Regions from separate parts of the Homo sapiens genome. Here regions 1 and 2 are each linked to region 3. The links are chromatin loops, found by intact Hi-C in ENCODE. Cell type or tissue: PC-3. All regions are shown on one strand.

Region 1 (2,500 bases), 400 kb after region 3:
CAAATTATGTGTGGGATTCTTCACTGGAATTCAGTACCACCCTATCACAGTGGAATACAATACCAGGCAGAGTTCTGCCAGTGCCCACAGAGGGAGCATTTAGACAAGCCCTGGGCCAGAGGGGAATTTCCCACCCCAGCAGAAGGAACTCTAATCCTGGCCAGCTTCAGCACCAGCTGACTAAAGTGGCCTGGGGACCCAAATAAATTTGAATGGCAGTCAGGCCACAGCGATTAAGATCATAGTCCTTGGGCAAGCCCTGGTGCTGCACTGGTCACAGAGGCAGTGGACTTGGGGTGCAACCCCATGCAACACCATCTGCAGTGACCACAGGAGTGCCTGCATCACTTCTCCCTAACTCCAGGCAGTGCAGTGCAGTGCAGTGCAGTGCAGTGCAGTGCAGTGCAGGGAGAAATTCCTTCCGCTTGGGAGAAGGAGAGGAAATAGTACAGAGGACTTTGTTTTGCAACCTGAGGATCAGCTCAGCCTAGTAAAATAAAGCAACAGGCAGATTCCTAAAGCTCCCAGTTCCAAGCCTTTGTTCCTGGGTGGTGTTTCTAGACCAATCTGCTGACCTGGTGGGATGGACCCTGTCCCAGCAGGATTCACCAACTATGCCCTTTTACCTAAAGTGCCCTTCTTTGGTCTTGAATAAACAGCAGCAGCAGGCAGGCAGGAAGTAGTGGCTGTGGGTCTTGGGCAAGTCCCAGTACTGTGTTCATCTGGAAGGTCATAAGTTTCAGGTGTGACCCAATCAGTGCCAGCTGTGGTGGCCATGGGAGTGCCCACGTCACCCCTCCCCAACTCCAGTTCAGTGCAGAGACTGACTGTATTAGTCCATTTTCACACTGCTAATAAAGACATACCCAAGGACGGGGCTATTTACAAAAGAAAGAGGTTTAATGGACTCACAGTTCCACTTGGCTGGGGAGACCTCACAACCGTGGCAGAAGGCTAAAGGCACTTCTCACGTGGCGGCAGACAAGAGAAGAGAATGAGAGCCAAGGAAAAGGGGTTTCCCCTTATAAAACCATCAGATCACATGAGATTTATTCACTACCATGAGATCAGTATGGGGGAAACTGCCACCATGATTCAATTATCTCTCACTGGGTCCCTCCCACAACATGAGAGAATTATGGGAGCTACAATTCAAGATGAGATTTCGGTGGGAACACAGGGCCAAACCATATCACCAACTCCTTCTCCTTGAAGGAAAGTGAAAGAGAAGAGCAACAGACTTCACCTGGAACCTGGAGAAGTCTCCCTTATCTTCCCCAAATCCACCAAGTACACCAAGGCTGTGTATCTAGGAGTCTGCAAAAATCACAGTGTTCCTCAGTTTAGGGTGCCCTCTAGTGCTAAAACAGCTTCAATGACCACAGGCTTTGGTAACAACACTCAATCCCCATTGAATTCTGGGAAAGCCCTCTCAAGGACAGGTACAAACAAGGCCAGACTGCAAAGACTGGGATAAATACCTAACTTCAATGCTCAGACATCAACAATCATCAAGAAAATCTAGGGAAACGTGACCTTATCAAACAGACTAAATAAGGCACCAGTGACCAATCCTGGAGTGACAAAGATACCTTTCAGTCAGGGAATTCAAAAGAGCTATCTTGAGGAAGTTCAACGAACTTTAAGGTAACACAAAGGAGGTATTCATCAGAATTCTATCACATAAATTTGTCATAGAGATTGAAATAATTTTTAAAAATCAAACAGAAATTCTGGAGCCAAAAAATTCAACTGACCAACTGAAAAATGCATCAGAGTCTCAACAGAAGAATTGATCAAGCAGAAGAAAGGATTAGTGAGCTCAAAGACAGACTATATGAAAATACAGTCATAGGAGAAAAAAAGAATTTAAAAAATTAAGTAAGCCTACAAAATCTAGAAAATAGCCTCAAAAGGGCAAATCAAAAGTTTTTGGTCTAGAGAAAGAGATCTGAGTAGAAAGTTTATTTAAAGAAACAATAAGATATGAATATCCAGATACAAGAAGGTCAAAGAACACCAAGAAAATTCAACCCACTTAGGACTACATCAAGATATACCATAATCAAACTCTCAAAGATCAAGGACAAAGGGGGGATCCTAAAAGCAGCAAGAGAAAAGCAAATAACATATGAAGGAGCTCCAATATGTCTGGCAGCAGACTTCTCAGAGGAAACCTTACAGGCCAGAAGGGAATGGAATAACATGCTCAAAGTGATGAAGAAAAAAAATCCCTTGACCTAGAATATTATATCTAGCAAAGTTATCTTTTAAACATGAAGGGGAAATAATAACTTTCCCAGACAAATAGAAGCTGAGGGATTTAAACCAACTTTAGACCTGTTTTACAAGAAATGCTAAAGGGAGTTCTTCAATCTGAAAGAAAAGAATGCTAACAAGCAGCAATAAATCATCTGAAGGTATAAAACTCACTGTAAAAGTAAGTACAAATAGAGAATACTCCAACACTGTAATTGCAGTGTATAAACCACTCATATCT
Region 2 (2,500 bases), 51 kb after region 3:
TGTATCACCAGGGCAGGCCTTAGCAGCTTTTCTCACCATTACACACAGGATATATGACATATCCACAATCATAATATGCTCTCTGGTGACTGTAGGTGTCTGGGAATAGGAAACTCAGTAGACCAGGGGTGGGATTAGATGCAGTCTTTGGACTGTCAGCCCAAAACTAGGTCTTTCTTTCCCTCTCAAAAAACCTACCTGAATTCAAATGAAATGAGTTTGAATTCACTCTAGTGTGTGTGTGTGTGTGTGTGTGTGTGTGTGTGTGTTTGTGTACATTAGAAAACACAGGAAATTAAGGTATGTCAGGAACCCTTCTAAGCACTTTCCCTATTTTAACTTAATTAATGCTCACAACAACCCTATGAGGTACTATGATTTTTCTGTTTATAGATGAAGAAGCTGAGGCACAGAAAAGTTAAGTTTCTTGCCCAAATCACACAGCTAAGAATAACCAAATTTCAGTACTGGAATGATTATTCGTGTTGGGGTATAATCGTAATAAAAACATGAAAGTTTAACATTAAAACAAAAAAGGAAAATGGGAGGGAAAACTTCAAATCTGTCCTCCAGTTCCCACTATCTGCCTGAGTTCTTCAAGTTGTCTGGCTTTGCGGGGCCACACATCTGTGTGTGGTTTCTGGCCTTCCTGACTAAATGAGTCAGAAGCCTCTGTTAAACAAGTGTGCCTCTGTTCCTTAGACCCAGTTGGCTCAGCACCTCTCCCAGCCCTGCCAACAGTGTATAGATGGAAAAGGTTAAAAAAGAAATACCTGTGACCTCTTTGCCCCCCCTTCCCCCCAGGTGCTGTTTAGGATTTCTGAAGGGGGCCCTAGGCTTTGTGGATCCCCAGATTCCAGAATCTTCAAAGCTCCCTTCAGAAATCCTAGAAGCACCTGAATACCAGCCCCTTTTGAATATCAGCTTCCAGGACAAAGAACACAGATTGAAGCAGCAAGTTCTACGTTACTAAGGTTTTCTCTTTGTCTGCCTTCCCCCAACACTCTGCGTTGACTGGAGGTGACTATGCTATTGGGGTATGTATAAGAGAGAAGGGAGTGGCGCAGAAGGAAATGGTCTTGAGAAATCATTTCTAATTGTGGAACTTAGGTAATCTTTGTTATTCATTTCTCTTGGAATCCAACTGGGCCCAGGACATTGGATGGCTCATGGCAGGGAGCATGCAAGTGTGAAATGATCCCCTTGAGGCTGGGGTGGGGGACCACATGAGCCCATGAGTTTGAGGTGAGCTATGGTGACATTGCACCACTGTATTTCAGCCTGGGCAACAGAGTGAGACCCTGTCTTTGAGGAAAAAAAAAGAAGGACCTCCTAAGATTCCCCCAGCCACCTTAAATCAAGCTACACCTGAGCTACATGAGCCATGAGTCCTGTTGAGCCATGGCCATCAAGATCACATTTCTTGAGGTGTGTCTCAGCCCACCCTGCTGCCTCAGTGTGTCACAAAACCACAGTTGGGGACTCTATCTTATGTATATGTGCGCACGAGGGAGGCGTCCATTCTGACTCCATCAGCACTGACCCAAGCCAGGCTCTCCTCTCTGTGGCTGAGGAGCCAACCAGAACTCAGGGCTTGGCAGCTCCTTCAGGAACCAGAGCCAGGACCTGACTGCTTAGAAGGAGAGCATGCCCCTCCACAGCAGAGGTCCTCAGCTGTCCCACGGTCTCCTCCTTAGATCCTCACTAGGCTTGGGATCCAGCAAAGTAGAAATAGGCCATGCCAGGTTTAGAAATCGACAGAGATTAGCAGGGACCTGGGAACCTCTCCCCATCTCTTACAGCACTGGGGCTGAGAGGTGCATATTCTGAGTCTCCCAGCCTGTTCAACTATTCCAGGCCTCACGTCCTAGGTGGTAGCACTGACAGGGCAGGTGGCCATGGTCATAGGCAACACAAACACAGTCACACCTGGAGCTCTCCTCTTCTTTACCTTATCACATCCTCCCCCAGAAAAAGTGGGGTGGTGGGGTCAAAAGCGACATTTATGGAACCTCTAGTGTCCATCAGCCACTGGCCTAGACACTTTGCTTAAATTAGTTCCTCCTCCCTTAGACTAGAAGGCCCTTGAAGGCAAGGAACCATGTCCAATTGAGCTTTGTATCCCAAGCCCCTTCCAGAGTACCTGGCTCATGCTCGGTGCTCTGTAAATGTTTGTGGAGAGAAGTCAACTACATGCAAGGATCTCATTTCACACCCAAAACAATCCTTCAAGGAGTTGTTAGTATCCCCATATAAAAAACAGAAAATGAGGGTAGATGAGGACAAGCAACTTTTCTGAGGTCACACATCCAGCAAGGGGCTGAGCCAGGCCTGTGGGACTCCACAGCTAGGGGCCTTTGCAGGAACTGGAGTGTCCAGGGATTTCCAGTGGGCTCCAGGTAGTCAGTGGGGCAGAGGGATAGGGTGCAGAGGCAAGTAAAGTCAGGGGGAGGTGAGGATGGGCAAGAGGACCTAGAAACACCCCCAGACCCCCTGGCAG
Region 3 (2,500 bases):
TAGAAACAAAACAAAAGGGCAGGCTCCTGGGCCTGGGGGGCACCAGGGTGACCTCATGTTTAAGGAAGCTGTATGTCAGGAATCATCTTGTCCCACGATCCAAAATAGGCAGCAAATGGACAGGTTTCCAGGCTCCCCCTCCGCAAAAGATAAAAATACCATGGGTTCGGGGATGTTCTCAGTCATAAATCAATCAGCTAAGACTATTTCTGTCCTTATCCCTTGCCCAGAGTTCCTCCTACAACCTCTGTCCTGCCCTCCTGTCCCAGCCTCCCAGCCACCTAGCTCTGGAGTAAGGGGAGTCTCATCAGCTGCCCTGATGACAACTCAGTACCCTGGCCGTGCCAGCAAGAGAATCCTCAGCCTGCCTATAAATGAAACGGTGGGCATCCTGGTGCCTCCATCCACCTCCGTGAGCCTGGCTAGCAACTGTCCACTCTGACAGGCAGGTGACTCCCAATACACACCAGGTTTCCTGGCCTGTAAGGGAGCTGCCCGCTGGTTGTGGTGGGCACTTAGGAGTAAATGTCTCTGAGTAAGCCCTCAGCATGGTCAGGGGTAGGGCTTCTCCTTCATGTGGTTATAGGGGTTAAAGGACCTACCTCGTAAAACCACTGGGAGGATTAAATGAGACCCTGTAGGTAAAGCATTCACCTTGTCACCTGGCAAGTTGCAGATACTCTGAAAATAAGAATTGCCTTCCCCTTGCTAGCCATTCATCTGGAGCTCAGACTCCCACGGCTGACCCATGTCTTTGGAGAGCTCCTTTGAGACTTTTGTCATTCTAAAACCCTAAGTCAGCTTTGAATTCAGCTCTTGGGGAAGCCTCCGAGGACATCTGGTCTATGCAGAGATCCTACCTAAATCAGTACCTAATGGTTAACAAATGCGATGCTGCTGGGCCACCTGGACAATATTGCCCCTTGTTCAATCTTCTACTGCCCTCTGCAGGTTCCAGGCGATACCGCAGGCAGTGTTGACTGCATTCCTTGTGCAACACCAAAAAAGACCAAGACATCTCACTGTATAGACTGGAAGCACTTTAAGACAACAGGGCAAGGCAAGGTGTCTCAGACGGACGATGCCTCTGAATAGCACAGTGATTTCTAGTTCACAAAGCACTTTCTTGTTGGATTTTCATGACCACTCTACTCTCACCTTGGTACCTAAGCACACAAGGGAATTCTGTGTCACTGCTTCACCCCAAGAGCTTCACTAAAAACAAGTGACAGGTCTCAGGCCCTGTCCCAGAACATCCCAGAAAATCATCTGAAATGGACCTGGATCTCAGTGTAAACACTCGTTTAGTTTTTAAAGCTCTTCTACCTTGACCATGCTGTACAACAGCCAGCATATCTAGGATACTCTGGAGAGGGATTTTTGTAAGAAAGTGTGTGTGTGTGTGTGTGTGTGTGTTTTCAAGAAATGAAGGCTGGCCAAGATACTGAAGATACTAGCATTTGGTGTGATGATAATTAATAAGCATTTTTCACACGCCAACCAGCTGACAGTTTCATTTATTAGTGACATCAAGCACCAGTCCAACTATATCATTTCCACTATCCTCCCTCCATGGCCAGAACCACAGATTCTCTCTGGCAGAAGGTTGGATTTATACAGTGAAGGCATGTGACAGTGACACATTGTCCACCCAGCACCATGTAGGGATTAAATCACCATTTGGAGCAATAAAAGGGATGTTTGTTCTTCCCTTGTTCTCTTTACCAACCGCAGAAACTTGAGGTGATCTCAGCAGAGTTCATTAGACCCAGGTATCATATGACAGTAAGAAAACCAAGCCTTAGATAGCTGCAGATCCTTTATGTAACTGGAGTTTTCAGGTCATATATTTATAGGCTTTTAAAGCAGAAGACGTGAGACAACCCTTTACTGCAACCCTTATGTTTGCAGTAAAATGGATCACAGGAAGGGGAATTGACAGTCCAAGATCACAAAGATAGAGACAGAAGAGACAGAGCTAGGATGAGAACCCAGGCTTCTTGGCTCTTCTACCTCTGGTTGGGCTTGATTTTGATAGCAGCATTTTTATTTCTTTTTTTTTCTTCAGAGACAAGATCTTGCTCAGTCGCTCAGGCAGGAGTGCAGTGGCGCAATCATAGCTCACTGCAGCCTCAACCTCCTGAGCTCAAATGATCTCTCCACCTCAGCCTTTCAAGTAGTTGGGACTACAGGCATGCACTATCAAGACCAACTAATTAAAAAAATTTTTTTTAAAGACAGGAGCTCTCTATGTTGCCCAGGCTGGTCTCAAACTGCTGGGCTCAAGCAATTCTCCTGCCTTAGCCTCCCAAAGTGCTGGGATTATAGGGGTGAGCCACCATGCCAGGACTGATAGCATCATTTCTAGGTGGAAATTACTTTGGCTTCAAATGTAAAGATTAAACATAATCTTTTTTGTAAATACTCAAAGAGTATTTGGAATACAAATATTCTCTTCAAAGAGGAAGGGAAAGAAATCTAGAACATTGTACGTGCTCAA

Evidence for each region. Hi-C counts contacts between places; a loop is a spot of excess contacts. Peaks named below come from ENCODE experiments on the same cell type or tissue, not always from the same donor. Only the 100,000 strongest peaks of a DNase experiment are listed, where the experiment ranks them.
Region 1: it touches region 3 in a loop (5-fold over the local background); 2 of 110 quality-filtered maps call a loop at or near these places.
Region 2: it touches region 3 in a loop (9-fold over the local background); 3 of 110 quality-filtered maps call a loop at or near these places.

What each region holds. Positions count from the first base shown.
Region 1 is chr2:31,728,523-31,731,022 of GRCh38, forward strand. LOC107985862 (a long non-coding RNA gene) reads right to left here and starts at 765. Exons shown (of 6, transcript XR_001739388.1): 1 at 627-765. In PC-3, a CTCF peak has its summit at 1,365 (motif pointing left); a DNase peak (open chromatin) is centred at 1,369.
Region 2 is chr2:31,383,887-31,386,386 of GRCh38, forward strand. All of the region lies in intron 9 of XDH (xanthine dehydrogenase), which reads right to left. Among named protein-coding and RNA genes, the nearest start is that of XDH, 30 kb to the right of the region's middle. In PC-3, no CTCF peak of the experiment used is centred here; DNase peaks (open chromatin) are centred at 65, 675 and 1,065; H3K4me3 peaks cover 860 bases; H3K27ac peaks cover 2,110 bases.
Region 3 is chr2:31,332,821-31,335,320 of GRCh38, forward strand. It overlaps XDH (xanthine dehydrogenase), which reads right to left. Exons shown (of 36, transcript NM_000379.4): 36 at 1,501-2,500. Among named protein-coding and RNA genes, the nearest start is that of XDH, 81 kb to the right of the region's middle. In PC-3, CTCF peaks have their summits at 961 (motif pointing left) and 1,166; DNase peaks (open chromatin) are centred at 941 and 1,731; H3K27ac peaks cover 1,567 bases.